Regions from separate parts of the Mus musculus genome. Here regions 1, 2 and 4 are each linked to region 3. The links are chromatin loops, found by intact Hi-C in ENCODE. Cell type or tissue: left cerebral cortex. All regions are shown on one strand.

Region 1 (8,000 bases), 670 kb before region 3:
GGTGTTGCAGCCAGTTCCGGTTGTCACATGTTTGGAAATGACAGGGAGCCCAGGGCTTTGTCAGGCAGCTCCTGAGGGGCTGTTGGGGCTTCGGATCAGAAGAGTGTGACCCACTCTGTTCTGTTTCTTACGGAAAACAGGTAAGACAATCATCAGATGTTTTTGTTGAGTCAACTCAGAGAGGTAGAAGATGGCTACATGATCACTTCCTTTCTGTCTCTCTCAGAAGCAGCCATGCTCACTATCAGTCTCCTTGTGCTCCGATGTCTCATGGCCCTTGAGAGTTGCATCTTCTCTGCGTCTCAAGAGCGAGTGAAGACCTCAATTTCTTTCCCTCCACACCACTCCTCCTATGGTGGATGGGGTGGGAACCATCACAGATAGCACTTTCCGAGCGCTTACTCTCTCCAGGGCATGTGCTAGGTGCTGGCATCATCAGCTCTGCCCTCTGGGACATGATGTTCATACTGGAGAAATAGATCTTGGTGAGTCCTTCTGAAGTATGGTCGGTGAAGGGAGTTTGCCTCAGTGTTCACTCAGACCAAACTCCAGTCAACAGAAACAGAAGGAGACAGCATGGGGAAATGGTACCAGAGAGACAGAGGAGGCAGCCAGAGTAGCATTATTGATCCAAGTGGAGTGTCTCAGGTACATAAGGGAGACAGACTCACCACAGCAATGTCCAGAGGGGATAATGGTCTCAAGTGCTACAGTGCTACCTTGGCAGTAAAACAACAAAGATTGGAATTCTAAGCCAAGGATGTGGCTGACCTGGGACCACGGAGGAGCCCAGTCAGACCCCTGCAAGCTCACTAGCAGTAAAAGAGGTAAAGAGAGTGGATAGACTGGGCTAAGGCGAGAAGGGCCTGGGGAAGAAAGAATGAGCTTTTCTTCAGCGGTCAGAGCACTAACTCCCACCCAGGAGCACCGCTGCCTCCACCGAACTCATCCAAGACCTTCGCTTTGGGTGGCCTCCTGTGCATACACGCATATCACACACACATCACACATGCATACTACACACATATCACACATACATACACCACACACACCCATTGCAGAGCAGACAATCAGACACCGGCCTCACATGAAATCGCTCATGTGATTGCAAGCAGTTACAAAATAAAGGCCCCAAAGACAGGCCAGTGTTGCAATCTGCTGCAGTCTGGAGCTTCTCTGAACTGGTCTGAACCAGCTCCAACTTAGTTGTCACTCAATAGTAGCTCTGTCTCCTGCCCATCCTCAAGCTTCATCACTTCCCCTGAATCCAGATATCAGGGTCAAGAGTTCTAGACCCATTTCCAATATTAGTAGATCTATGATTTGGGGCAGATCTATGAAATAAGGCTGCCATCCCATCTCCAACTTGCATGGTAGTTTGTGGTCTCCAGGCTGTTTGTGTACAGCTCAGCTATTTTGACTATCACGGCCCTCAGGAATGGCCAGAAAGGTCATGTGACAAGAACCTGGGTTCCACTCAGCCCACCAGGCATGTCCCTAGTCCGCCACTGATGTCCCTTTCCTTTCTGTGTCCTACTTAGGGGACTGAGCCAAGTTAAATATGGCAGAGCACAATGCATCCCAGGGGTCACACAGTAACGAGAACAGGAACACAATGCTTCTAGACACTGTTGGACACAAATGGAACAGGGGGCAGGGGGGCTGTGGGCTAAACTCCCTGTCACAGAGCTGATGAAAACCCGACAATTGATCGTCTCTGCATGATGGAAATGTCTCTTGCACTTGCACCCCCTGCCAAGCTTCCTGGAAGAAATGCCTTCAGCAAAGCAATCCAAATTTGGATAATTATCCAAGAAGCCGTAGGGGTTCCTTGGACCCATCACTTCCAACTGTTTGAGGCCACGGGGACAATTGGGCTGCTCCATCCACTCTGCGGCTCCTCTCTCTTCTCTCCACCGTCCTTACATCTCTTGTTGCTTCTGTCGGGCTTGTCCTGGACCCGCTCCTTAAGAGCAGGGCCGTAATGAGGGCTATAAGGAGGTCAAAGACAGACAACTACTTCTGGGCTGAGGCTTATAGCCTTCCAGTGAGCAAAGCCCAACTCGAGGTCATGGCCTCCTGCCCTTCCTTTTCTTTCTTTCTCTTCTTCCTCCCTTCCCTTCTCTCCTCCAATCCCTTCCCTCTCATGGCTTTGGCTGAGTCCAAGCAGAATCATGTAGAAGTCTAGGTTCGTAGCACTTATTCATGGTTTTCTAGGAGGAACTCTTGGGCTTTATGCCACAGCCAGTCTGACTGAAGCCCACACGCTTCCATGTCCCTCCAGGAATGCTGCTTCCCACAAAAAGCTGGACACATCACACGTCCATGGCCCAGCTACTCTTCTCTCAAAAGGAGCAGGGTACATGCTTGTTCCCAGTGTGAAGTGCAGGTTCTTGTCACCAGGGAGGTTGTGCTCAGAGCTATGGATTTTCTAAGCAAAGGCTCGCTATCTGGGGACTACATGCTGCTAAAAAGACACACAGCATTAGGAGACTGGACTGTTAGCTAACATTCCTGGGAGAGGAATCCAGAGCTGGAATATGCAGTTTTAATCCCAGCGTGAGCATATAACATTTAAAAGACAACATGAACCTTGAAAACAACATGGGACACCAAGAAAGAATGGGATGACCAGAGGTCTGAGGTGATGCACCCTTCAAATGGTAATGGGGGACTGTGAGGTATGACCAGACACCACATTGCGTTGTCTTGGATGCATCCTATCCTAAGAGGATACAGCTAGATAAGGAGACAGGTCATGGAGCTGTGGGCCTCTACTCTGTCCTCCATAGACCTCATCCCTGAACACTCCAAAGCAGAACTATCAGGCAGTCCCCAGCCACTGCTGGTCAGCTATTGATGGACAAATGTCTCAAGTGCCTCACCTTATAGTGACACAGAGTGTTCTCCAGCACCAGTATTCCCCAGGGTGGACACTGGCCACACAATGTCCTGTTCTCACTCACTCACACCAGTGGCCAGCCTCTTCTTTTCCATCTCCCCCCTGTCTGCTATTTCTAGGTCATCTCCAACACACACACACACACACACACACTCCAGGCTACCTGCCTGCATTTTATTGTCTCAGAACCTGTTGTTTAAGACCCACTTGCCTCCTAATACAACAGCTTCCCTGGAGATTCGGGGAGTCCCCTCTGCCGTTGGTTCCCTATCCTGGCCAGCAGGAGGCAGTTCTCTGGGCCTGGGAGGTGACTATAGAGGTTATGATCTGTTCCTCTGAGGCCTTACCTCTTCCCACACCAGTTGTTCAGCCTGAGGAAGGGAAACAGACACACTGCTTGGTGTAAATTTTTGTTAACTGGCCTCCTGGAAGCAAGTGGGGCAGTGGGTTGGGTCCTCTTGACACTCTAGGACTTTCAACCCTAACTTCAGAACCTTCAGTCACTGCTTGGTCTCAGTGCAAAAGTCATGTTTGTAAAAGGTAGTCTAAGACTAGGAAACCTTGCAGTGCTTCTAGCCCAATTTTGCATTTAACGCCATTGTAAAAAGAATTCGTCAAATATCTCCGTGCCAAGTAAAGAATGGGAGCCCCAAGAAAGAGGAATGAGACAAGAAGCTTATAACAGGAGTGGGAGGGGCCTGGAGGAAAGAAAAGCACACTGCTCCGGCTCAGGGTAACCCTCTCAGTCTCCCCTGCACGCATTTCTCTCCCAACATTTTTGGGTGTGACGTGTGAGCATTCTAACAGAGAGCAGCACCAGGTACTCTAGATCCTGTGCTTGAGAGCCCAATGGCTTCTCTTCATCCAATTTACAGATTATACACAGTCCTCAGATTAAATAGGCATTGCAGGCTGGAAATGTTCATGAGGAAATTTTCATAATTGAGCCTGGTGTGGAGCCTGGCTTCTTCCAGAAACTCCAGGAGACAGACATGGGGGGGGGGGTCTTTTTTCACTTTGCATCAACTTCAACAGAAGAGAATTGCCTTCCTCTAACAGAAGTCACCTTTCCCAGGATCCCTTGCAAAGGTCTCCGTGTTCTAAAAAGTGGGCTGTGAGGAGATGATGGGGCTTAGCTTTAGACTCACAAAGACCCAAGCCAGGAAGGACCAAGACCTAGGATGGCTCTACAAGTTTGAGGATTTGGGGTGTCTTTGGATATGAGTTTGCGGTGTTTGGCTATGAAGGCAGGGGGCACTCTCCACACTGCCCCTCTATTCTTCATACAGAGCGAGATTCTCCCCTTGTAGTCCAGTACAGAAGATTTAAGACCCTACAAAGACTCAACCCCATTCCCAGTCCGAGGGACTCAAAACTACTCCTAAGCTCTGCCCTAAGTCAGTCTGCAACTTCCCCCTCTTACTGGGAACTGTTTCGTGATATTCCACCACACGCAAGCATGGGTGCCTCACATACTGCTCACTGTGGAGGTAACCTGGCTGGGTGGCTGTCTACGATGACGACAAGTTCCGCTTCTGACTTCCAGGTGGTTTGTAAATTCCACAAAGTCAGGAGCTGTGTCCTTCTGGAAAATGGGGGCCCCAGTACTTGGTGCTAGGTGCTTGGTTATAATTACACAGGTATAGACAAGGGTGACAAATAAAAACGGCGTAACTATGGTGAAGCTGGTAGTCCCGTGGTGTACTAGAGATACAGATCTGTGCAAGCCACAGAGATGAGATGGGTATGACAGATAGGAGAGGACAGGATAGGACAGGATAGGGCCAGATACAGATAAGGGAAGAGGAGAGGAGGGAGGGAAAGGGACAGGAAGAAGATGATAAGGATGAGAAATACAGATCGGATAGGAGAGGACACGGGGAGGATATGAGTCAGGAAACAGGCAGACATTACCATAAAAACAGACAGCCATGTGTGTGCTGAGCAGATGCTGGCATTGCCATTGAGTGTAGCTGCCAGTGCATACATGGCGGAGTGGATTCCAGGCACAGAGTGAATGAGGAACAGACTCTCCTCATAGCCCACTCTTCCTCCCAAGCCTTCCCCACCCAGCACCCAGTACAGGCAGGGAAGACTTCCATGTCAGCCAGAATCAACATTCATGTGTGAACAATTCAGTGCTCTCTCAAACCCGTCTAATCCTAAGAACGCCCGAGAGCCTCCAGCGAATGCAGCTCTGGCTGCACCCAGCCCACACTGTGACACTTTGGAGGCCAGGAGCTTGTTCCTCTGAGCTGATTACACTAGTCTCTGATTCACTGGCCTGACTCCTTGGAGCGTAAATGTACTTGGGCCTTTAGTTCAGGGCTGAGGCACTGCTGGGGTTTGGAAGCTCAATATCTCCCTCCGTGGGGTGAGTTTCTCTTCCTTCAGCGAATTCAGCAAAAGAGCGAGCCAGGATGAATGCAAACAATGCTGGACATGCTACTTCCAAACTCCGACCCCACCCCAGCTAAGCTTTGTTTCTTACAGACAGAGGCTGTAGGGTTGCGCTTGCTAGGATGAGAAGGAGGAGGAGCGGGCTGGCAGCTAAACTGCTGCCTTCAGCTTCAGGACTGTACCTCCCTCCAGCTTCAAGTGGCTCATCTGTACAAATCGTTAAGGTCGCAATTGCCCTGACTCCATGAAGCACCTGTTCACTGGGACAGGCAGAGCCAATCAAATACTGAGAGTTTCATACAACTAGAAAGCTTACCAGAGATGCCAAAAAAAAAAAAAAAAAAAAAAAAGGGACTCTGGAGCCAAAGAGGCTGCACCACAGAGGTGCGTGGGTTCCCAGCAGTTCCCTGATTCCTCCGGAGCCCTGCTGAGCCACAGGTGACCCGCCATAGGCCTTTCACCCTTGCCTCCACCAAGTTCATGCTTGTAACTGGAGAAATCACAAGGTAGACAGGGCTGGCATGACCCAAGGTGGGCAGGCATCTGGGGGATGAGATGGAGAGAGATTCCACCCAGCTCTCGACAGTCCTACAGACTTGTCCTCTAGTCACTGTCCCTAAGCATTGGGGGACACTGAGGGTAGATGGCACCTGTCATTAGGATGTGGCTCTGTGCTGTAGAAGTCAGTCAGAGACAATACACATCTCAGAGTTAGATACCAGATGTTTCTATCATGGCTGTTCATCTCTGTCAGGGCAGACACAGACATTCCCATGTCCCAGTCAAATTCTATTTACTTATAAGAAGAGGCTGCGTCCCTGTGGCCTAAGGACTGTGCTGTGGCTGGTCCTGGGTGTAAGAGATTACGAAGAAAATGTTTTCGACAGATGATCATGTGAAGCAGGGAGACATGGTGCCCAAGCGGGGAAGCACAGACTCTCAAAGTTGATCTCAGTAAACAAACGGGACCAAGCTGCAGAGTCCCTCAGACCCATGTCTCAGTGTTAGTCAGAGTTCTCCAGAGAGATAGAAATGATAGGATGCACATATATTAAAAGGGCTTGTTGGAGCTTCTGGCCTCCAGGGAATGGGCTGGATAGTCTAACAATGGCTGTCTGCACAATGGAGACACTGAGAAGCCGGTAGCTGCACAGCCCGTGACAAACCAGTGCTGACGACCTGGGGGAGTCCCAGGAGCCTCCGGTCTCCAGTCCACATTAGAAGGCTGAAGATGCCTGGTTCTAACATTAGCAAAGGATGGCAGCAGCAATGTGGTAGATGCATTCACCAGCGAGATGTGAAGCAGGGAAACGATTTCCTGGAATTCTTTATATGTGGGCCACTGCCAGGAGGTACTACCCACTCTGAGAGATAGTCTTCCTCATCCAGGTGACCCTCCTGGAAAGACCCTCACTGAAAACCCAGAAATACATCTCTTAGTTAACTCTACATACAAGCAAGTTGACACCAAGATTAAGCCACCACACTGAGCAGGGCTGGACCTCACACTTGACTGGTTGACCAATGTTCTGTCTCTCTGACATGTGGATGTCAAGTCTTACCAGAGAAGGGAGGTTTTAGAAGCATGGGATGTTTCTCAGCAACTGGGCTCTATGCTTCTGACTCTCAATGTGCCTCCTATGGGCCCCAGCTTTTGGATTTCTGGAATGCAGATCATTTTTATAACCCCTGGCTTGTCCTTGCAAGCCAGCATCCCCGACTCCATCTGTCAGGTCCCTCTCCTGTAACCCCTCAGATCCCACTGCGTGCAGCTTCCCCAGAAACATCAGAATGGTGCAGGATGTCTGTACAGAGGCAAAGAGTCATTCACATCTAGGAGAAAACAAGGTGGAAGGGAAATGTCACAGTCACTTCAGGGTGGCACATACGGACAGACAGCATAACCTGTTGGACCAGACAGACTTCAAGCATTCTCCTGTGATGCTTAAAACAAGGTTCCACATTCTACTTCAAGGCCCCATTGTCCTAAAATTCTCAATGTTGAGGCTGGAGAAACATGCCATGTGATAGCTCTGAGAGCGACAAACCCTGCTGTGGACTCAGCACACACCATCCCACTCCAGGGAGAACCCAGGGGACTTGGTCGTTGGGCAGACCATGGATTTAGTCTTAGCAGATAGATTTAGTTTCTACATCAATGGGAAGGCAGCTGTGTTTCTGGAGCAATCTGATCAATGCTGGGATAGATTTCCTGTTCAATAAAGGAAGCTAAGCAGGAGGTGTTTAGGGAACGTGAGAAGTGGTCACAACCCAAAGCAAAGTGATCTAAGAGCAGGCGAATGGTCTGACAGTTCTTTTTTGTCCATTTGTTTTGTGTTGGTGAGAAAGGCTATTGCTTCAAGCTCACTCTCCGGGTCAGACTAGCCCCAACTTGTGATCCTCCTGCCTCCACTGTTCAGACGTTGGGATTCTAGGTGTGGATCACTAGCTCACACCTGCACGGGGCTGTACGTGGCTCTTAAGTTCTGTAGATGGCTGGAGAGATGACTCTGCAGTTAACACACCGCTCTTGTAGAAGAGGTCAGGCAGGTAGCTAATGGAGCTAACTATAGCTCCAGGGAGATCTGATGTCTCTGACCTCTGGAGGCACCTGTACTCATTCCACACACCCAAGCAAACACACACACACACACACACACATCCACGTAGGCACACATGCATACACACAGACACATGT
Region 2 (8,000 bases), 300 kb before region 3:
TCTCCTCTCCTCTCCTCTCCTCTCCTCTTCTCTTCTCTTCCTGCATTGCTAGGTAATGAGCCCAGGGCCTCAAACATTCTCCTTACTGGTTTTTGTTGGTGGTGTTGGTTTACTTTACGTGTATGAGTGTTTTTGAAGCATGCATGTATGTGCATCATATGTGTGCAGAGGTCAGAGAAGAGGGCATGATCCCCTGAAACTGGAGTTATGGCCAGTTGTGAGCCATCAGGAGGGTGCTGGGCACTGACCCCAGGTCCTCTACAAAAGCAGCAAGTGCTCTGAACGATGGAGCCATTTTACCTTTCCCAATTTTACTTTTAATTTTTTGAGACAAGGTCTCACTGAAGTTGACCAGGCTGGCCTTGAACTTGCCCTCTTCCTGCCTCGGCCTCTCAAGTAGCTGAGGTTACAGGCCTGCACCACAGAAACAGCATTTTGGTTTAGAAATGGTCCAGTCTAAGGCATTTTCATCCAGAGCAGAGTAGGCAGTGTGTACGACTGCTGTGCCACTCCCTGGGCAGACTTCCTTGCCTACTTGCTGGGGGAATATGGTCTGAGAGAAACAGAGGCGAAGAAGAAGCTCTCACACAGGTTCAGACCGCACCCTGGTGGCTAAGGATGTGCCTCAGAAAGACACTGAGCTTGAAGCTGACCCACACTTGGAGGCCGGGCACCCCAGCGCTGGTCCAGCACACACTCCTGGAGCAGTCACTGCCGTCTCCAGTGTCTCTGTTTAGCATGATGGATTGTACCCGTCCTTGCTAAATTGAGCATTAAAGGAGGATTTACTCAAGACGTATTTAAGGGGAGTCAGTGCATGTCTCATAAACCCCAACTCTGGGAGTAGGGCCTGCCCCTGTTAGTGTGAAGACTATGTGTGCACAGGTTCAGAACCCCATGATGCTGCTGAGGGGGCTCCATTCCTCCCCAACATAAATGCATCTCTACACGAGCCCCCTAGAGCTTGTCACTAAGAGAAACTTACTCCTCGCCCTTGCCATGGTGATGTAAGGCCTCATATTCTCGATGCTAATCTTCCCGTTATAAAAATGTTTAGGGTTTACAAAGTGAGATCTAAGGGCTGAGAAGATGATTCCATAGATATGAACATGTGAGTTCAGATTCCCAGGACCCAGGGAGAAGCACAAGTAGAGCTGAGACAAGCAGACCTCTGGGGCTAACTGGTCAACCAGCCTTGCCAATCAGTGATCACTAGCTTCCGTGAATGACCCTGACCCAAGAAATAAAGCGGGGAACGATGGAGGAAGACAACTGATGTCATCCTCTGGCCTCCACATGCATGCACCCACATGTGCAAACATTCAGGAACACATATGCATCAGCACATACATACCTATGTGTACGATTTTGAGATTCCAATAAGTCAAGAATGATGGCTTACACCTATAATCCCAACTCAGAAGGCTGAGGCAGGAGAATTACCATGAATTTGAGCCAACCTTGGCCCAACAGTAAGTTCCAGGTCAGCCTGGGCTACAGAGCAAGATCCTGTCTCAAAATACACTGGGACAAGAGAGAGCTGAATGCAGTGCCTGCAGGAGTCCCAGGGGAGATGGAGGTGGTGTTGCTAAGTGCTAAGCTCCCGGGGCCAGAGCCTTCACTCTGGGGTGGTATGTTAAATTGCACTTGAATGCAGTGTCACACAGGAGGCAGTTTTCATCTGAGTGCATGGCTTGGTGGCTTCCCGTCAGAAGCAAGTGTTGGGCAGAGGATGTTCTGCCCCAGATCCTGAGATAAAAGAACAAAGACTTTTATGCAAATGAAAATACATGCCTTTCTTTTGGGAAGGCCTTTCTCTAGTCTGACCACAAATCTTTCTACTGCAGTTTCCTTAAGCTAAGCACCCTTGACACCAAGGGCAAGATGGTTCTCTGTGGTGGGATGTGTCCACACTGTCCTGTGTGTTCACATCCCTGGGTTCCTCCCGCCTCTGCATCCTTCACCCCAAGGAGTGTTTGTCTCCAGACATGGCCACGTGTCTCCTGGAACCTGTAGAGAACTCAGCTTCAAATGTGTTTTCTGCCTGTTGACTGATTTTTCATGTACCATGTGCTTGAGAGCCCCATATCCCCAGTGTGAAGAGTGCTATGCCTTCCCCAAAAAGCCCCTGCACCCTTGCCACGGGGCACCTAATGCTCGCTAATTGGCGCAGTAAATATTCCGGAGCCTGCCTTGTTATGCAGGATCATTTGGAAATCAGTTCTGAGACGTGGCTGCTATTTTAGGGATCATCACACATCATCCTCTGTTTGGTGTCAAACCTGAGCCGCGGTTACTTAACACTGATTAATAAATGGCAGGTTGTCAGCCCGGCTGCGAACGCTTCCAGGAGCCATTGTTCTTTTAAATTAAAACATTTAAACATTTAAATCCGGGGCTGGTTCTGGTAGCTCACTCTAATTACTCCTTTTGTCTTAGCCTACCTTTCTTCCTGGATCACACAGCTGTCACATTGAGGTACCTGGAGTCGAGCACCACAGCCCCTCTCTCTGGTATCTGATGTTACTTTCATGAGGAAAGCTGAGACTCAGAGGAGGCGTCTGGCTAAGTTATGAACACGCACAGCTCTGGAGCTACGCCTTGCAGGAATCAAAATATGTGCTTGACCCGTGGATTGGGTGTCCCCTGGCTCTGTGTGTGTGCCTCTGTGCACTGATGAATGTGTGCCTGTGTTTCCGTGTCTCTGTACAACTCCATAGCTGCATATGTGTTTCTGTTATGTCTATGTTAGTTACATGCATGTGTGTTTATACATATATGTATATATGTTTGTATATATATTTGCCTGTGCGTATGTTTGCACTTATATTTATGTCTGTATATGTGTTCCTATGTGTCTTTATATGCATGCTTGTTTCTGTGTGTATGCCTGCATGTATCTCTATCTTCATGTGTGTGTGTATATGTATATACATCTATATGTGTTTCTGTGTATATGTGTGTTATAAATGTGTATATCTTTGCATACATATACACATATGCTTCTGTGTGCCTGCCTCTGTATATATATCTGTGAATATCTCTGTCTCTACATACCTATGCATGCCCCATGTTTCTTTTTGTGCAAATGTGCAATCTGTGTGTATCTCTACAACTATATGTGTATGTGTTTGTATGTTTCTATGTGTGTTCCTGAGTGTATACCCGCATGTATTTCTACATGTGTGTATGTATATGTACCTCTGTTCCTGTGCCTTTATGTGTGTCCCATGTGTCTCTCTGTGCTCCTGTGTAATCTGTATGTGCACCTACCTACACATGTGTCAAGGAAGCATCTTTCTTCCCCTTTTGCCCTGGAAAAATTGTCCCTCTTCCTTTTCCTCTTTTCCCTCTCTCTTCCCTTCCTCTTGTGCTCATGGGAGACCTGCAGTCTCACTTTGGCTTTCCCTGGCAAATCAGGAACATACCTAGTACTGCCAAAATCTCCAGAATCAACGGATCCAGGGAACCAGTGAGAGAATAAATAGGCATTGAAGGCTGTTGAGAGCTGGGGAAACTTCACCTGGCTGCCCTTTAGACATACAGACCACAATCCCACCCAGCCCATACAGGGAGTGACATTAGAGCTTGTGGTTCATGGAGAGAAGTCCAATTGGCGTGGCAAAGTGCAGAGTTGGTGACCCTTGGGCCACCTCTCTTCAAAGTGCTGACTGTGCCATCCTGTGCAAAGGTCCTAACTGTGAGGAAGTGCTGGTTGCAGGAAGCAAGTGCTACTGGTCTAGCTGCTAAGAGACCCAAAGAGGTGAAGACCCCTTCAGTGCCCACCCTGCTGCCTGCAGAGTCAGCCTTTCTCAGCACCTTCTGGACACACCCAGTTGTATTTAGCTGTGTTCTCAATTTTTTTTTTAAAGGAACAGAACAAAGCACCAGAGGTGGGAGCCTTGCAAGAACAAATGCTATTTCCTGCAAGAGGGCCACACCCCATCTCCCAGTCATGGAGAACATTTGACCTGAGCGCCCTTTCTACCTCGTGCTCTGACGGGGGTGGGGGGGGGTGGGGGGGGGGTTCCGGGCTCTGCTCCCTGGTTGACTGTGGGCTCTATCTCTATGGTCAAATGCTTCACTTTTTCCTCCTTCGGAACCCCAGTCCTTGAGCATGGGGCACCGGTGAGCATCCCACAGTTCTCCCCAGTGTAGCAGCCATGGAAGTGACTGCCCTGGGGTTGTGTGGGCCATTTGCACAGGGTGGAGATGATGAGCATCTTTTAAGAAGGAGAGCTAAGGAGAGGAGATGTTGGTCCATGACGTTTTAGGGGAAGTGATGCAGTCCATGTTCCTTCACCCTTAGATGCAGTTACAGTGTAGACATTTTAACTAGGGGAGTTATTTTCATAGACAAAACAATTTCCCAGCTCTTTCCTTTTCAGCATGGAGGGCTGCATGGCTGTACACGTCCAGAAGGATGACTGTGCTCTGCTTTGGAACACTGTCACCGAGCCTCTCCTGGAGCCACCTAACTGTCATCTAACTGTTAACAAGGGAGCTGAGTACCCGCCAGACTCCATTAGGCAGAGACCCTGATTTAAAAATGCGTTTATTAAGCCAAGTGGCCACCTGCCTGCCTGTGCACAACATATTTCCATAAATTTACCTTGTTTTTAATTATAGACTTGAAAATAAGCAGGAGTACAAGATTTAATATTACGTGAATAAAGATTTGATTAATAGTCTTACCCACAAAAAAAAAAAAAAAGCAACACTATTGCTTTTCCAGAAAGAGAGCCCTCACGCTTTGATCATGTTCATGAGTGAAATAAGAGCAATTTTCAGACAAATCGAGAGTTGCATTTCAAAACAAATATTTTTTATTCTGCCTGTGGTCTCAGGCTGTTGCACATCAGCAGATGTTCCTGGCACCACACATGGCCCATGGAACGGATGCTCACTGCGTCCTCCTCCTGCTCAAAAGCAGCAGGCTTTCGGTGTTAAATCTTGCAAAGCACTCTGAAATGCACATTTTCCGTGTGCTTTTCATCTGTCTCACCTGATGCACAGGGCTGAAGCATGGGGGTGTATCGCAGTTTGGTGTGAGTAGCTATACTGTGTTCACAGCTAAAAAGCTATATTTAAAGCTTATATTTAAGCTATATTTAAAGCTATAAGCTACTCACAAGCTCGTGTGAATAGCAAGCCTGTGTCACCTTAATCCAGAATGGTATCTTCACATACACACACACACACACATGTGCACACACATGTTTGCATGTGTGCATTCATTCATAGCCTTTAGTAAATATATTGCTTTGGGCCAATTTGTTAGGGACACTCATTAAAGTGTTGTGTTATGCATATTGAAGCAAAACTTTCATTGCAGCGTACTTTTTGGTAGTTTGTTTTTTTCCTGGGAGTTAATTATCTCCTTGGTCTTTGGTTTTGCTTTTTGTTTTTTGTTTTGGTGGTGGTGGGCTTTCTTTTGTTTTGTCTTCCATCCTTCTGTGGGCCCTCTTGCAGTTCCCATCTTTGCTACTTCCTTTGTACGAATTCTTTATCTGTGTTTGATGCCAACCTTTCTGTCTACTGCCCTGACTGAGAATTCTCCTGGTGTTCCATTTTCTTTTGGCGTCGTCTGTGGCAGGTTATCTTTCAGACTCTGCTGGAATTCTGGATCCGTGCTTTCTGGACTTGCCTATCTTCTTCTAGACTTTTCCTTACAAGGCCCCCTCCTTTCCTCTCCAATCCACTCTAGTGCACGCCTTGTCTCCCATCCTTCTACTTCAGACTACCTTCCCCTCCCCTTACCCCTCTCCCTCCTCCTCCTGCTCCTCCTCCTCCTCCTCCTCCTCCTCCTCCCTGCACTCTTGACACCTCACCAACTGAGCTTCCTCTCTCAGACCCCAGGGCTTTTCTCTCACTCTTCCTTCCAGCTGCCCTTCACAGGTGCCTTCAAGAATGGTTTCCGCGCAGGATGCATTTGTGGGATATACTAAGGGGTCTTTAGAGTCACCCCAGCCCTGCAGCTTTAGACAGCTTCCCAGAGAGAAGGCTGAACCTTCCCAGCTTGCCCAGAAAGCACAGCACTGGGAGAAAGGTTGGCCTTCTGATGGCTGGGAAGCTTTCTCTTGTGAGACATTTCTATTAAACCCGTGTTCATCCCAATCGCAAAGGTATTATGGGAACATTTAAGAAGAGAAAAGAGAAAGCAATCCAGGAGAGTGGGCCGTCTGGCTGCTGCTCCCACCCCGCGGAACACAGTTAATCACACATCACCTTGCAGGCTCCCCAATCTCTGTAATGCGCTTTTTATTTCCATTTGTGTTGGGGTTTGTAAAATAAACACATATTGTGTTCTCGGAGAAGATAATGGCTATCTCAGAAAGGACAAAGGCGACTCGGATGCGGGCGTCTCTGCTCCGCGATAGGCGCGAGAGGAATTTCACGGACCACATTATCACTGTTCTGCTGGCAGGAAATGACTTAAATAGACCCAGCCTCGGAAACCATAATTGCGTTAAACCTTGTTCTGATGAACTTTTCCTTGTGTGGATGTGCTGTTCTGCCTAATGAATATACAAGCAGGCTCCCGTGCACCAGCAGCTCTTTCTGATCTCTGAAAAAAAAATGCTTATTCTTTCTTTCTCCCCCCACCCCAGACCAATCATCAAGCCTAGTGATGGAGAAATGGCAATAAAAATAATAACAACACAAAATAATAAAACAAAAATTTAAAAAGCCCTGTAATATTTACATTTCCATTAGCCCAACAGCTGCAGCGACTTGATTATACGTCGGTCACAATATGGGGCTTTGAGGTCCTGAATACACAATGTTATTTTCTACAAGTTTACAAAACTGGGATTCTCATTACCTTCTGGTTTCTGCTTTTGTTTTTTGTTTTTTTTCTCCACCACCTCCCGGGAGGCAGTGGAGAATTGGGTGGCACCTGCTGCCCACATGTCAGACCGTGCCAAAGGACACCCACGTTTCATCTTCTCTGTGTTGAGGGCTCCAGTGCCAGCCAGCTCTGTGATTTTAACCCAAGCCAGGGCAGTCCTTGGAGGCTCACACAATCATCTCCACCGAGAGCAGGGGACTTTGGAACAAAGGTCAGTAAGGATGGCAGGGCCAGCTGCCCTGGAGCCAAGGGCAGGGGAAATTAAAGCCATTCATTTGCATATTCCTCAACCTTCCCATTCTCTTGGGTCTGGACAAGACTCTGGTCTCTACACCAAGGACAGATCTCTGCTCCCAGAGTCCCTCTGCCAATACGGGTTGTCTATTCCTGGCCCCAAGCCTGGCATCTTATAGAAGGCAATGTAGCACCGGTGTGGTCTCATGCCCCAGGGGCTCCCTGTTACAGGGTGATTTTGAACACTCCCATAGAGAAAGAACTTGAACAACTTTGCTTGCTTTCTAAAAACCACTTGAATAGCAGCATGTGTTGGGGGGGTGGGGGGCAGGTGTTGGTAATGGCTAGGGTACAGCATGAAATCACAGCTGTTAATATCTTGCTGGACACCATTTCTAGCCTTTCCAGTTAAACCTACAGGAGTGACATATCACCAAATAATTTTGTTTTCCTCAATGTATCCATCCATACCAGTGATTTCCTGCAGTGTGAATAATTAGCTCTACTCTTAAGGAGTCCACAGACTGTGACCCACTCCTCTGAGTTTCCGCTCAGACTCCTAAGTTCTCTCTGGTGTGTTCCGTAACCAGTTTCAGAAGAGGGTCACTGTTTGAATAGCATTTCTGCATACACCCCTCTGGTTACATCAGCAGGAACTGAAAAGAGTGGGCCATATGCAGCTGACTGAATGCTGGCCCCTGGGCCAGCCCAGAGTCTTGTGCACAGTGGGAGCTTGAATTGTGCTTATCCCTACTGTGTTAGTGCCCCTGCTGGTGGCCTGGTCAGGGCTGGATGCAGGCAGGTAGCATCTTCCCTGGAGTTACCCGCATTTTTATCAATGAGCAGAGCAGTGCTCTTGTGGGATTATGTACAAACAACTGGCTTCCCATTGCAGACCAGGAAACAAAGGAGA
Region 3 (8,000 bases):
TCACAGGCACTTCCTTCTCTCTCAGTGGGGAGAAGAGCTGAATGGATTGTGGGTAATGACTGTCGAAGCACAGGTGCCTCATAAGGAGAGGGACACCATGCCGGCTACTTCTAGTGGGAAGGAAGGGCCCAGACACACCTGTGGAGAAAGCCCTAGGAAATTAGGGGTGTGGTGTGCCCCAAGATTAAGTGATGGCTGATACATTGCTGGGGCCTTTGTTAAGTCTGGAGGAGCTGACCAATCAGGCTACCATATCATTTGAAGAGGCGTGTATGACTGTGCAGTGGGTACCTGACTGGGAGATGCCCAGCTGGGCCTTGGCTATGGGCATATGTGCCCTTGAAGCAAGGGTCCCTTTCTACCTTGGTCCTCAGTGGAGAGGGGCTAGCCCCTTGTGGTTCGCATCAGCAGGCAGGGAAACTGGTCAAGACTGGCTACAACACTGGACAAGAGGTCAAGAGTTCTTGCTGAACACACAGGTATTCACACAACTATGGTATAGGAAGACCACTGTGGGCCTCCAGTCATGGGCCAGAGGAACAGACCCTCCCACCCTACCCTGGGAGGGAACTCTAGAGACAAAACTATCAATCACATGACTGTCATTTCTCCTGGACCCCATGGGACAGCCACGCTGCAGGGAGGGTCCCTACCTGTGAGACCCTTAGGCGTTCTTGGTGCACATCAGACATGATAATCACTTCTGTGCCTCCCAACATTCTGTGGGGCCCTGGTCTCAGCCATCTCTGCCTCCAGGACTCCCAAGTCCATGGATTTGAACAGTTCTGTGAACACAGTCCAGCCCATCCCTGAAGAGATGGCAGACTACAGGCCAGGGTGTACCGAGGGAAAGGTCAGGAGGTCACTCCCAGCGGTGAAGTGAAAAGGGGCATGTGTCCATAATAGTAACAAGGACTTTGCCAAACACATAGGTAGACACTCTCCCATCAGGTCCCAATCAGTCTACCCTATGAGCTTCTGTTCTGGGGTCAGGACATGGGACTCTGGGCACACAGCCCACAGGGAGCAGCTGGGACTGAACCCTGAAAATGGATGCCACGTGGAGAGGAGAAGAGGGGAGAGAAAGTGTCTAGAAGGCTGAAGCCCTGCTCAAGAGCCTGTTCTCATCCTGTTCTCCTAGACCACAGCGCCATCTAGTGGCCAAATAGAAGATGACTGACAACCAAGGTGGCTCGGGCCCCCTGAAGACTGGAGTGAGTCCTGTCCCTTTCCACAAGCAACAGGTGCAGAAAAAGAGGGGTAGAAGATTTGGCCAGGCTACTCAGCCTGGAGAGGCACTGATGCTCCAGCCAGGGAGACCCTGAGAAAGCTGGAGGGTCTCTCTCTGGGTTCGGTCTGTTCAGACTCTAGGGAAGCAGTCACTGACCCTGACCTGCAAGTGACAGCCCTGCCACAGACATCCTCTGCCCTGGGCCTAGATGGACAGGCCTCTAGAGGGCTTGCTGAGCAGTGCTCAGCGTGGCAACCACCTTCTGTGACAGTGCAGGAACTCTCAGCTGTCAGGTTAGTGCCAGGCCCACACAGGGGCCACCCCAGTCTAGACCATGCCTTGCCACAGCTAACGCAGGAGTTCAGGAAACTCATGCAGGGTAGCCTTGTCAGGAGTTGATTCAGCACCACACTCAGACACAAACCCACTTGTCTTAACTAGACTTCTATTGCTGTGATAAAACACCAGGACACGTTCTGACCACATTCCGTCATAAAGGGCATAAACTCAAGGCAGGAACTGAAGCATGGAGCCCCAGTCAGGAGCCATGGAGGAACACTGCTTACTGGCTTGCCCCTCATGGTTTGCTCAGTTTGCTTTCTCATAGCGCTCAGGAACAATGGTAGCCCAAGGGATGGCACCGCCCAAAGTGGACTGGGCCCACCCACATCAGCCATTAATCAAGAAAATGGTCTCACCGACTTGCCTACGGGTAACATGATGTAAACATTTTCTCCACTAAGGTTCTTCTTAAATAACTCTAGTTTGTGTTAAATCAACAAATAATAACAACAATAACAATAATAATAATAATAATTAATAAATAAAATAAAAACAATCAGGACAGCACTCTTGAGCCAGGCATCTGCTAAGTTAGGGCTACGTGTGCTCCCAGGAATATACCCTTCTGCCTATGCCAGACTGCTGGAGTACAGATATCGGGGTACAGAAACCACACAACTCTCCCAATTTCAGGACCCCTGATCCTACCCTCAGGCCTTTGGACGGTGTAGTCACCATGAGAACCAGGCCACAGGGAAGCCAAAAGAGTGCAGCTTTGGGCTCCTTCCCAACAGAGGAGATAGCACACCTCAGCGACCTGAACGGTTTTGAGGAGAACGCCTCCGGAGAGGGTGTTCATCACAGACAGATGGTACAGGAAGGAGCCTCATAGGCCGGTGTGTGATGTTTAAGGACCCAGCCTGCCTTGCAGTCCTACCACAAGCTCCAGCCATGTCAACTTTCTCATTCCAACGAGCTCTAAGAAGGGCTGCTATGTTCAGAAAGGGCAGGAGACCTGCAGATACCCTTGGCTCAGAGATAGACAGAGAGCCAAGAATCCCTACTCTTGTGTCAAATGGGCCGACTATCTGTGAAACTGTCTGAGGTCGAATTTAGCAGGACCCAAACTGGTAGCTCTGACTCCAAGGTGAGAGGCTGCTGCACCTGCTAGGCTACTGCCCAAGCCCAACAGTACTGCCTGAGGATGAGTACAGTGGGAGAGCGCCTGCCACAGAGCCTGCCACGGAGCACCCTCCACGGTAGCCCCAGGGGAGTTTCCTTCACACTCAGGATAGACTGATTTTGCCCATGGATCTGAGCTCTGTCCGTCCTGAACCACCACATACAACCTAACTGAACTCCATCTTCCCTCATATGCATGAGCCACACCGCAAATGCCCAGGCAGGTCCCATGCCATCTGAGAGGCGCATGAGAGGAAGGAAGCTCTGGAGTGAACAGCGGCCTCTCAGCTGGGGCACAGAAGAAATCGCTATGAGCCAGCCAGCACAGGTTGCTGGGAACAGGCAGCTGGCAGGTCACACTGGAACTTAAATGTGGAGTCTAATGGCACAAAGCTCATTCCAGGAGTTGGTCCTGCCTCCATGCAACCCATGAAGGAAGGTAGAAACCCCTGGTTCCCTGGGATGTGGAGGGCAGGGAGGGACGAGCAGGTAGCAGTCTGAAGTCCTTTGAGTATAGAACACTTTTCCACATCAAGCGCACACCTCCCGTCTGATACAAGCTCTACAGACTTCATACTTGCCAGGGTACCATCCAGATTAGCGGCAGACAGGGACACCGTCTTTTCTTCACAGTGGGAGTGTGCAGGCAGGTTGGCCACACAACACACACGGGCTATTTTTGTGAAGCTTAATCAAGAACAATCAGGCAAAGCTAAAGAGATGCAGGGATTTGCCAGCTCCGAATCCTATTCCCAAGTGTTAATTAAAAGTTATTTTCTTCTTGCTCTTGTGCAGCTGCAGTGCCCCCTAGAGGCCAGAGCCCATAACTCACCCAGGGCCACCCTACCACCAGCACTTCCCCACCAGAGCAATGCAGGACCCACTGGGGTGGAAAACAACTTCAGACCATGTGTGTCCTGGGAGCCTCCAACCTACCCAATGCACAGATTCCGATGAGCACAGAGGAGCCCTGAGACCCAGCAATTGTGTGTGCTCTTCCTCTAAGCCTTGCCCCGCCCATACATAGCCACCCTCAGCTATTCTTGATCCCTTCTTGCTGTGTGGCCTTGGCTGATGTCCAGACCGCTGTGAGCCCAGAAAGCTTGTCCGTATTTTACATTTGTGTGTGATCGATGCCAAGATGGGGGCATAGCTGGTTCTAAGAAGCTTACACCTGAACAATAAGCACAGGCTTAACCTGCAGACACCAGGCAATTCTAGCCCAGACCTTTAGCAGTAAGAGGTGAGAGCTGTCATCAAAGCTTTCCACACTGTCCCTCCACTGGGAAAAAAGGGCAGAGTCATTCAGGCCCAGCCTATGCAATAAGACTATAGTGACGTTTGATATTTGTCTATACAAGATGATCTGTCCCCTCGTAGGAGTGAGTGACACCCAGTTAAGTGATTGAAATAGGGTTAGGTCATGGTGTTCCCATAGGTCACCTCCAAGCTGGACAAGGGACAGCACATAGCAGAACAGTAACTGAAGAGCACTTGAGCAGGCTGTGCACACACATGGTATTGGTTCTCTGTGGCTATGACAATGATGTCATTGGTACACAAGGAGGAAACCCCCGTTTTGGCTCATGTTTTCAGAGGGTCCCATCCATGGTCACGGTGAACCTGTGTGTGTTCAGGCTGCAAAGCATGGTGGGGAGTATGAAGAAGAAACTGCTCACTTAGTCACCGGAAGGGGTCAGGGTCTCCACAGCCCTCTCAGGGGCACAACCTACCCACTGACCTGACTCCCTCCCACTAACCCATACCTACCCTAGATTCTACTACGCCCCTAATACTGCACAGGCCAAAGACCAGGTCCTCAATACCTGGGACTTTGGAAAACTCTTATCCAAACCACAGGTAGCAATCACAGGCAGATGGCTCACTCACCAGGGTGGAAATTATTTCCCCGGAGGCAAAAGTCCACCGAACTTTAGAACCAAGGATCTGTACCTGTTACCTCCGAGATTTTGAGGTTCTTCTAGAAACATCTATCCCAATAACCAAGAGTATAGCATATGCTGTCCTCTGGAGTGACCTACCTGCCTGAGAAGGCTACTCAACTGTGGGGTTAGAACTGGGCTAACCTTCTATGAGTCTAGCCAGATGAGGCACTGTGGCACCTACCAGCCACTCATCCTAGCAGCAAGTACCATGGCCAACCTCTAAAAGCCCTGAATTCTCAGCTTTTCAACTAAGTGTGGAAACCCAGGAGGAGAGAGAGATTTTGATCCAGCACAAGTTCCTAGGACTTAAAATTTAGCATCTTAAAATTGGAATAGACTCTGTAACCTTAATTACACTCAGGCACACAGCCATAAGTCACTAATTGGGGGCTAGTTCTTCATGCTCTGAGGTGGTGGGCACAGGATTAAGCCCAGAGCTTGCATCCCTGACCACCCAGCATCACCTCCACTTCCTCAACCCTCCCTCAGGGTCCACCCTCAGACAATGGAGGCCTCCAGTGCCTCTGAAGGACCCCACAGACAGGCCAGAATACAGTGAACCAGACCCAGGCCCCACCCAGCAGAAGACCTGGTAAGAAGGCAGAGATGCAGGTAGCTTACAGGAAAAGGGTACCAAGGACCCACAGCAGCAAGTCACCCCTCAGCCTGGAACCAAGACTTCAAGGTCTGTGTCCAAAGAAGTACTTTACTCTCTTTTGGGTCCCTGGGCCCCCACCTGGCCAAGCAGAGTATGAAGGTGAAGGCACTGGGTTGGAAGAAGGAAGCAAACCAGGGTACCCTGTGTCATCCTGGCTACCCACTAACCAGGGAGCATCTCAGAGCCCACCATAATGCCAGTTCCCATGTGTTCTTACCTCATGGAGCCTGCGAGGCCTGCATGCCCACCTAGATGTCTGCAACTTGACAGCCTAAGACTCACAGATATATCAATACTTACATCTGTAACTATTGCTACACATATTTGTAACAAAGATGTTACAATAATGAAACAGTGTATCAGTGGTGGAAGGAACCAGCCTCCAAGCCAATTCAGAATCTAGAACCTAGGCTTCTGATTTCTGAACAGAGCCCGGCAGAATTTGTTTCACTGTCATGGCTAGAGAAGCCAGCTTTTGGAAAGCATGTGAGGGGGTCTGAACATTCCTAAAGATCCAGAAAAACCTCTCAGACTAAACAGACGCTGGAAATCTGGTCTATAAGAGAACACCTCTCCTAGGACATGGAAAGTCCTGGATTTAGAGATCTGGGTGTATTTATAAGGGAGTTCCCAGTGGAGTCTGACTGAGAAAAAAGCCACCTTGAATGTGGGCCGCATCATCGATGCTGGGCTGGAGACAGCAAGCTGCACTGGCAGCCATCTTACCCTCTGCTTCCTGACTGCGGATGCAGGGGGACCAGCAGCCTCCATGACTTACTGGCCACGATGGCCTGAACCTTCAAACTGGGATCCAAAATAACTCTTCCTTCCTTATGATGCTTTTGTTAGGGATTTAGCCATAGCAGTAGGGAAAATAACTAATACACCCTCAATGTGTGTGCCACTGGGGAATATGCACAAGGATGCCACATAGGCTGGGTTTGGACAAACCCCAGCATCATGCTGACACCTCTTGAGACAAGGTTACAGCTGAGATGCTGGGTTGGGCTAAGAGCCTCAACACATAAATTTGGGTGACATGGTTCTGTCTGCAAGCATCTGTGATCTCCCTCCAAAGACAGCTAGCTCCCCATATCATGGGGTGCAGGCCCTCAGACACTATGGCAACCCTATTGCTGACATGGAATGTCGGTGTCAGGAGAAGAGATTCTCACTATGGAGGTCACCAGCAATGATAGCCTCACCCAGCCACACAGAGGAACCCAGGAGCCCAGTAAGGAAGCCAGACACTGGACGTATGTGGTCACCACTCAGGTCTGCTGTTCTTTCTGCAACTGCCCTATGCCCCTCTGTGTTAAATGGCGGAAGGCTTGAAAGTAGGGTTTCATCTCCTAGCATTCTCTGGAAACCAGCTGTGCCCCACTTACTTCCCTCCTAGTGCTTCCTGGGGGCGGGGGGGGACCTTCTGCAGCCTCAGGCCTCTTAGCTCCAAAGTAGCTAGGCCAAACATGGCTCAAAAATCAAAGGAAGGCTCTGCTTTGCAGGAATGTTCCAGAACAGCACTGGGGGCACCATGGGGATATCTTTTAGGATACACACAATGGGTTCTCATCTGATCCTGAATTGACATGACAATTATTTATCTTGCTCTAAGGTGAATTTCAGGACAGCAGAGCAGGTAAGATCAGAGCACCTAAGCACAGAACCTAGAAGCCAACCCCAGTAACGGACCACAGTTGGCAGGGGGCACTTGGATTCCTAAGGCAGACACCCCCTCCCCCACTCCAAGTGAGCCCATGTGGCCTTTGTGGGTGCACACAGCAACTTCACTGTGCCTTAACATCAGAGAGGTTAACACCTCTTTGCATGGTCATTGGCCACAGTGGCTGACCCCAAGCCACCTGGGGCAGTAACTAGATGGTGGAAGGAGCCAGGGCACACTTCTCTCAGAAGCCTCTTGTAGCTGCTACCCCTAGACTCCTGTTCCTCCCACTCTCCATCACATATCCCTCCTAGCTACTTGCCATTGATCCTCCGTGCACATGAGAAAAGTGTGAGGGTAGGACAAGAGCTTGCTGCACGGATGAGATTGTCCTGCATAGATGTGTGCAGATGGGATCAGATGCTTGAGAACCCAAGACTATCCCCCAGCTGTCTCCACGGTGAACAGCGGTTGTCCCCATCCACCTAGGGCGTCCATCTCGAGCAGAGACCCTGATGCTTGCTAGTGTTGGCACAGAGTCTGGCTCCCAGGCTCCATATGAGGTCCTAATACTCTTTCTTACACTCCGCAGTTTGCAGGAGAGGTTCCTGAGAACCGTATAGAGACAGTAGTAGCCAACCTCACGGTGATGGACCGAGACCAGCCCCACTCACCCAACTGGAACGCCGTCTACCGAATCATAAGTGGGGACCCCTCTGGGCACTTCAGTGTCCGCACAGACCCCGTGACCAATGAGGGCATGGTCACCGTGGTGAAGGTAGGTGACTGCTGCCTGCATATCCCCTGGTCCAGGAACATGAATGTCTGCCAGCTACCTATGGCCAAGGACCAAACCCTTTAGAGACAATCTCCACAGTGTCTTTCCTAACTCAGGCTGGCCTCAAATTTGTCCTGCTGAGGGTGGCCTCAAACTCCTGATCCTCCTGACTTCACTTCTCACCAACCATTTTCCACCAGGAAAGGGAAGATTCTGGCCTTCATATCCATGCTGGCATTTTCCTGTGAACAAGACCCCCC
Region 4 (8,000 bases), 1.4 Mb before region 3:
TGTGGGGGCTATCAGTCCTAGAGGTGTCACAGAGGGTTGGAAGGCCCCAGAGATGCCTGGGAATAAAAGTGGAACAGAGCAAGGGGGAGGTGTGGAGAGTGAACAGGTGCTGTGTTTTGTTCACGTAGGGGGTCCTGAAGAAGCCATGCTTTATGGGAAAATGAGCTAAAAGGGTCAATTTTGGTTAAGTTGAATCCAAGTTGACTGTGTGATACAAAAGGAAATAAATGCCTGGAGACGTTCATAGGAAAAGGCCAATACTTGGCCCTTCCAGTTTGAAGAAGTCTGTCTGTCTGTCTGTCTGCCTGCCATGTGTCTGGGTGTCTGGATGATCCCTACCATCCCCAGTGGTCCTTTAAGAGGACAGCTTTCAGGAACAGGTTCTCCCAGTCTACCACATGGGTCCTAGTGATAAGTGCAGGTCATCAGACTTTGCACTTTTGCCTGCTGAATCATCTCACTGGCCTCTTAAGCATTTTAAGAAATTAAATAGTAAAGAGCTGAAAGGTTAAAAACATAAAGTCGTGCTTATTGGTACCATGTAATGATTCTATGGCTGTGTGCATTGCACAGTGAACAAATCAGGACAGACTTCCAGCACGTCAACCTGTTAGCATTTCCTTATGGTGAAAACTTCCAATATCCTTTTTTTCCTTAGTGTCCAGAGCAGGAAGGGCCTTGTGCCCACAGATCTCCAGGGAAAACAATAATCTTAAATACTTAAGTTTGTCTTTTCAATGGGAAAGACGTAAAACCTGTTCTTCTGTCCAGAAAGCTGGGAACTGGAGTGACTAACAGCATGGTGACCTGCGTTATCTGTTGGGCCAGGCCACATCATGCTCTCATAACCAGGACCTGAGATCACTAATAGACCAAATAACCCTTACATTATCTGTACAGCCAGGGGCTCCCCTAAGCTCCCACAACCAGGACCAGATGTGGCTAACAGCCCAAAATGGCCTCTACACTATCTGTATGACTGAGACTACCCTAGATTCTTCCCTAGACCCTTAAGCTGGTACAGTTATCACACCTCCAGAATCCATCATTTTGGAAGAAATGACATCTACCCTGAGTTGAGCTTTGATGTAGGTATGTTTCCTTGGGCACTGGGGATTGTATTACACAAGGAAACCTTTCCCACAAATTATGTCGTATTTAAATATATTGGCAATAAGTCAGCTGGCATCTCCCCAAAGTTTGATCCAGGTTGATGAAGTCAGTCTGAACTGAGTTAACTCTTCGCAGTTCATTTCCCTGCCTGCTGTGACACCTGCAGGCTCCCCCTCATTCCAGCTTTCTTAAATGGTCTTAAGTGCTTCGCATACTATACATCAAAACCACTGTGATCCGGTGAGGATTCCATATGTGCAGTTGTGTGCAATTACACACCACCACACAGATAAGATTCAGACTCAGGGAGGTTAAACCACTTGCCTGCCATCATGCAGCTATTGAAGAAAGGGAGAGAGAGGGTTGGAACTCAGGCCTGACACACCGCTATGTGTCAGGGATCCTCAGTTTTGTCTTCTCTGTGCAGAGAAGACAGCCATCAGTAGCTATGCGTGGCAATTTAAACTTCACTCAAGTCTAATTTAAGATCCAATTCCATTCCTGCATGATTATCTTCCAAGTATTCAGTGAGATCTGCATGGCCAGAGGCTGTCTCACTGTGAAGTGCAGGCCTGAATACTCCATCCCCAGGGTGTGCCCTCGCACTGCTTGCTTTGAGCCCAGAAGCTAGGTACAGGTAGAAGGCCAAGGAAGATGTGCAGAAATGTCTCTCTTGTGGGAATTTAAAATGCTCATTTCTAGGACCCCAGTCCTCCTTGAATGGGAAGTGTACATTAAAATTTTAAATATTCTGGTTGGGGCTGTAACTTAGTTGGTAGAGTACTTACCTGGCACACACAAGGCTAAGAATTCAATCCCTAGTGTCGTATAAACTGGGTGTGACGGTTGCCATAGTTGATGCCTAACATTGTGTAGGGAAGCTAGGAGGATTAGAAGTTTGAGGCCATCATTGGCTATGTAGCAAGACTGAGCCAGCTTAGGTTACATGAGATATGTGAGAGAGAGAGAGAGAGAGAGAGAGAGAGAGAGAGAGAGAGAGAGAGAACATTTTCAGAAAGAACATTTCTATTTAGGGTCTTAATTCTCTCTCTCTCTCTCTCTCTCTCAATTTATTTTGGGAGATTTTTTTTTTCCCTCAAAAGGTATCATGTTCCCCATTAGGTAAGCTTGAGTGGTACCAGTGTTCTGGCCCATGTCCATTCTCACCTGTGAAGGGCTTGCAGGGTGGAGGGGAAAGAGTTTGCCTGCCTGACACTCCACAAAACAGCCTGAGGTGGGCTGCAACTGGGGAAGCCAGCCTGGGGACAGTCCTAGCAGCACTACAGAGAGCATTATGCAAATTGCTGTGAATAGTGTCCTTTTGGGAGGAACTGCCTCAATTGTCCAGGATGGAGGTGTAATAAGCACTCTTACAGAGTCATTTTGGCAGCGGGAACAATTTGGAGTCCTTCTGCATCATGCAGATGAGCCATTCTGAGACTGCACAAAGAGAAGAAAGAGCAGACAGGATCTGCAGTGTGGGCTTCAGGTACCTCTCTGGCAAGTGTAAGCCTTCCTGCCTTAATGCTCTTTGAGGATGCAATTGGCTTTTCCTGCCTGTTGACGGGGCACATTTATGCTGTTAGGACAGAATGAATCTACAGAGGTGGAGTTTGAGGCAGTCACTTATGAGGCTCCATCTCAGACTGAGGGACTTGAGAGAGACAGACAGACTTCGCCACACAGACTACTTCTCTCAGTCCTCACCGATGCCCTAAAGTCTGGGACAGAGACAAAATCAATCTCTGCATTCATTTTCAAGAATTGCAATTTCTTCTTTATTTTTATTTTTTTTAAAGAATTATTTTCATAATTATGTGTATGGGTGTTTGCCTAGATGCCTGTGTTCCACCTGTGCTTGTGCTGATGGAGGTCAGTAGAAGGTGTTGGATGCCCTGGAAACTGGAGTTATAGATGATTGTGAGCCAGCATGTGGCTGCTGAGAATTGAAACCAGGTCCTCTGGAAGAGTACCCAGTGCTCATAATTGCTGAGCCATCTCTACAGCCCCAAGGCCCTATATTTAAATCTCCCAATATTAATCAATAAACTCAATGTCTAAATATACTTATTTAAGGGTTGGGAATTCAGAGACTTTGAAACTTCTTTCTTTGGGGCCAGAGGCATCTTGCAGTTGCCGCTGAAGTTGCTGTGAATGGTGTCCTTTTGGGAGGACAACTTCTGGTCATACATGAAGACTTGAGTTCCACCTAGAGCACACCTGTCCTCCCAGGGCTGGGGAAGAAGACACAGGAGGATCCCACGGCTGCATATACATATTCATGAACACATACATGCATACACACACACACACACACACACACACATATGAACACATACATGCACACACACATGAACACATACATGCACACACACACACATGAACACATATATGCATGCACACAAACAACTATTTCCCTTTAGGCAAATAGTTAGAAATAGAAATACAGTCTGCTGCAGGCAACAAATGTCATTGTTTGTTTTGACAGAAACAAAACAACCCAATAATAATGTCCACCACTGTGAGGGTGGCTGAGCCTGGGCACGTGTAGAGTGTGTCTTCATTTCCTCAAACCTCAAAGCCCACTGTGTTACCATGTGATCCTGAGTTAAGCTAGATCCCAGACAGACAGTGATGGTTCACACCTTTAGCCCCAGCACTCGGGAGGCAGAGGCAGATGGATCTGATTAGCAGGCCAGCCAGGACTACACAGAGAAACCCTAACTCAAAAAACCAAAAACCAAACCAAACAAACAAACAAAAGATCTGCATGTGCTGCTCGGTGGGCAACACTTGATGATGACCTGGTGGAAGATGGGACCCCTGGCTTTGACACTCATGATTTCAGTTCATATCCTACGGACTCTGACTGTATGAGTTATGTTTACTGATAACATGTTAGAAATGAAAGTGGGCAAATCTTAACCATGTTTAATTCACTAAAGAGAACAATAATCCCTTCACATACAAATAGGAATGACAGATTTACTCAAAATGACCGTACTTTTCAGATTCTGTGTAATGAGAGGAGCAGCGCCGTTCGGTGCTTTGTCGAGTCGTCAGAGTGTCTGGCTTAGTGGGAGACAGCTGGGCTCTCCTCTCTGCATTTCTGTTTAATCAGTTGTGGAGGCTGTTCAGTTGAAGGATGTGCAGAGAGTCTGGCTTCCCACGTGTTTGCACTTAGAAAGATCTGAATACTTTGAATAGGGAATTCTGGGTTTCCTCTTTTGAGACTATACCCAAACACTATAGTGTCAGTGTCCCAACCATTATCGATGATACGGAATCTGAATCTACTTGAATGAGCTTCCATTGATGCTGTAACTCCCAGGATACCCACAGAGATGCTTTCACCTTAGATAAAGAGGCAGCAACATAGAAAGAAAGAATCCCACCGAGGCCAGCTCAGTGAACCCATGAGCTTGCTGGAGTCCTTTCAGGAATGACGTGGGTGAGGGATTACCCACGGGAACATGGGTGATTCCTGAGCAACTGTATTACCAGTAAGCCCCACCCCAAGCATGAGTGACAGCTTGCTAAAGCTACATGACTGCTGTTCCCTGTGGGACATCAGCTCCACAGATGTGTCCCCTGCTCTGACCCTTTGTGCGTGTCCTGGTTCCTCACCCTCAGGCCTTGATTCATCTTGTGAGTTTTGTGACTGTATGTGTGTGCACATGTACGTGTACATGTATGTGTTTGTGTGCATGTGTGTGAAGGTTTGTGTTGCTGTGATGGACACCATGGCCTGTGCTGCAAGCTCCTTTATACTTTGAGTCATCTCACTGGCCCATCAAAATACCCTTTATGAAAATTAACCAATTGTTAATTTTTTGCCCCATTTGCTTTATCATATGTTCCCAATGAGCACACTTTCTCTGCCTCTATCTTTTCCTCTTAAATACTCACACTCTGGCTTACTGTTAGTTTTGGACTCCATTGCAGTACCTGTCTTTGTGTTTCCACAGTCCTGTATATGGATTTTTTTTTGAGAGGGGGCAAGGCTGTTGGAGTATAAATCACACAATAGGGATTCTCAGTGAAATGCCAAGTTCTATTATTTTACCAATTACTGTAAATAAAGGAATAGAAGCAGAGACAGAAGAGAATCCCAGTTAAGCCCCCATTATCAGCTGACATTTGGTGTTAGCTCGTGTGCAAGCATGTCTACCTTTGGGCTGACTCTGGGTAGATGAGGTTAGCTCTGTCTCCATCCATGTATCCCCTGCATTGTCAGTGATACACAAGAGCCTTTTGGCTCATTTCCTTGTGGCTAGGGACAAGGTGGTCATAAATTGAGATGCAGATAACAAGACATCATAGCTTTTGATACTAAACACAGGGGTTGGGACATGGCTCAGCAGGAGAGTGCTTACCTAACACCCAGGAGGAGCTTCCGGGCTCCATCCTTGGAACCATAAAATAGAAATCTAAACGCAGAGGTGTTTTTTGGGCATTTGTGCTACTACTTGCAGTTGCTATAGGATACTGATAAGGGCATTAATTAACAACGCTAATTAATTAGTGTCATTTTTGCTTTAAGGCCAGAGTCACTAACAGCTTCCAAGAGGAAGTTGATGGTTGTCTTAATCACCCAGGTGGATTTGGGAGTCAGCTCTAATGAAAGAGGCCAGAGTCTGCTCTTTGCCCATAGGCAGTGGGTCTGGGTTCTTCAGTGCCTTGTTTATGGTTGTTTTGTAGAGCGTAGAATTGTAGTCAGAACTGGTCTTCAACACGCCCCCCCGCCCCAACTGCTGATAGTGAGCCCCAGGGATACCTTTATTTCTAACTAGAGTAACCCGGGAAAATCAGAAAGCAGCCAACCGTGCAAGCCTGCAGGATTGGACAACACATCCTTGTTTATTGCATTGAAATGCCCTGGTTCTGAGCCCTGTAGGTTTCAGGGTGGGCAGTGTGATACCCACCACTGTGAACGTGACCCTCCCTCTCATGCTGCCTGAGAACGCTGAGGTTTTTATTTCTTTCCATTCACTTCAGAAGTAAGTCATTCCAAAAGCCTAATGTTATTGCAGGTACAGATGAATAGGACAAAAGTTAACGTGGGCGAAATCCATCATGACACATAGGTAGACGGTTGTTGTGTAATGGACTTAATGAGAAACAAATCGTTAGGTTACATTCTATACAGATTCCCTTGCCTGGCAAATATCTGAGGCCACAGTATAAATCCAAGACTGACTGAGTTCCATTTCCATTAACTTCTCTTGGGGAGATGTGGCAAATGTCTAAGGGCATTGGCGATTGGGCGAAGATACATTCCTATTCAAGTCTGGCTTGTCAATCAGTCCCCTTATTTATTGTCGGGGATGTAGATTATCCACAAATGGCTTTGTCACTGAGAAGTCTTCCTACCCCAGCATGGATAGCGACCTCTCCGTAGCAGCACGGACGGAGTCACAGTTAAGCTTCTACTCTCTAAATCAGTGGTTCTAATGTATTAAAGGGTCACAGCTTCCTAATGCTGTGACCCTTTAATACATTTCTTCATGTTATATTGACCCAGACCCATAAAATTATCTTTGTTGTTACTTCATAACTATAATTTTGCTACTGCTATTAATCATAATGTAAATATTTTTGGAGTTAGAGGTTTGCCAAAGTGGTTGCAACCCACAGGTTGAGAACGACTGCTCTAAATACTATAGCTGCCCCCAAAGACTGTGTTCATCTAGGACAGGGTTATATGTTAGGGGAACGGGAAAGAGGGTCTGGAATCTCGGGTGAGGATCTGAAGACTCCTAACTTCCTTCTGTGAAGGAACACCCACAGGACTGATCTCGTTAAGGCTGGCTTCTGGGTATCTAGAACTGTTTTTATTAAGATGGTTCTGGCTGGTTTGTTTGTTATAGGACTGGATTAGTGCGTGTGTGTGTGTGTGTGTGTGTGTGTGTGTGTGTGTGTGTGTGTTTAGCTCTTCTTACTACTTATATAACCTTGAGATCAGGGAGGGGGCCTTGTGTATTGTAAAATCAAGTTTTTCCTTTCAACCACGTAATTTCCAGAAATAAAGACTCTGAGACTAATTATGAATAAATGCCTAGGCCTTAAGTTTGGGCTTGTTCCCTAACTAGTTCATAACTTATATAGCCCATTTATTCTATTATATGTCTACCGCGAGGCTAGTTACCTCTCCTCAGTTTCATACATCTGTGTCCTCAGAGTTCGTGGTGAAATTTCCTCTTTATTGTAACCTGAGTTCAGCTTTATAGCTGGTTTATGTCTGTCTCTTCACCATTCCAGAGCAATTCTCTCATGTCTCTATTTCCCAGAATTTTCTCTATCCCTGCTGGATGTCTCACACACTATTTCCTGCCTCAGTTCATGGGCCATAAGCATTTTTAATTGACAGGTGATGCTTATCTCTCTAAAGTGTGTCCTGTAAATTTCAATGATTTCCTAAGACTTGTGAGTTGGTTATTTCCTGAGTTTAATGAGTTTCCTTCCTGTATAGAGTGCTTCAATTCAGAGACTTAATTCTGTGTGTATATATATATGTTAGTTAAAAGGGAAACTATTAGATATTAACATTAAAAGTCTGAAGGCACCAAGTGGAGATTTTCTTGTCAATGATTTCAGAAGGACTGAGAGACTAATGAAGGTACTGATTTTCTCTTCATGAGACTATTTGCTTATTGCTGTAGGGCACACAGTCATACCCGGTAAATAATAGCCTTTAAGGCTATTTTGTGCAAAGTCCTAAAGCCATCTCACTAACCTTGTGAAATTTGTCAGCAGCCTGTGCTTCACCCTTAGGAATGATAGCAGCTGTTAAGAGGACAGACACTTTCAATGCCCAGGCTCTGATGATAGCTCTGAGTGAAAACAAACAAACAAAAAAACAAAAACAAAAATAACATGCATGCTCT

The links. Peaks named below come from ENCODE experiments on the same cell type or tissue, not always from the same donor. Only the 100,000 strongest peaks of a DNase experiment are listed, where the experiment ranks them.
Region 1: it touches region 3 in a loop (2.7-fold over the local background); 6 of 42 quality-filtered maps call a loop at or near these places.
Region 2: it touches region 3 in a loop (2.5-fold over the local background); 10 of 42 quality-filtered maps call a loop at or near these places.
Region 4: a loop joins it to region 3, with 2.8 times the contacts of the local background. A loop is called at or near these places in 5 of 42 quality-filtered maps.

The regions. Positions count from the first base shown.
Region 1 is chr2:179,205,698-179,213,697 of GRCm38, forward strand. No RefSeq gene overlaps it. Among named protein-coding and RNA genes, the nearest start is that of Gm35948, 170 kb to the left of the region's middle. In left cerebral cortex, no CTCF peak of the experiment used is centred here; a DNase peak (open chromatin) is centred at 4,859.
Region 2 is chr2:179,576,775-179,584,774 of GRCm38, forward strand. All of the region lies in intron 2 of Cdh4 (cadherin 4), which reads left to right. Among named protein-coding and RNA genes, the nearest start is that of Gm52541, 59 kb to the left of the region's middle. In left cerebral cortex, no CTCF peak of the experiment used is centred here; DNase peaks (open chromatin) are centred at 4,981 and 6,957.
Region 3 is chr2:179,874,256-179,882,255 of GRCm38, forward strand. Cdh4 (cadherin 4) reads left to right here. Exons shown (of 16, transcript NM_009867.3): 9 at 7,555-7,740. Among named protein-coding and RNA genes, the nearest start is that of Gm36066, 75 kb to the left of the region's middle. In left cerebral cortex, CTCF peaks have their summits at 1,170 (motif pointing left) and 3,511 (motif pointing left); DNase peaks (open chromatin) are centred at 1,142 and 3,499.
Region 4 is chr2:178,433,295-178,441,294 of GRCm38, forward strand. All of the region lies in intron 1 of Cdh26 (cadherin-like 26), which reads left to right. Among named protein-coding and RNA genes, the nearest start is that of Cdh26, 6.8 kb to the left of the region's middle. In left cerebral cortex, no CTCF peak of the experiment used is centred here; a DNase peak (open chromatin) is centred at 4,230.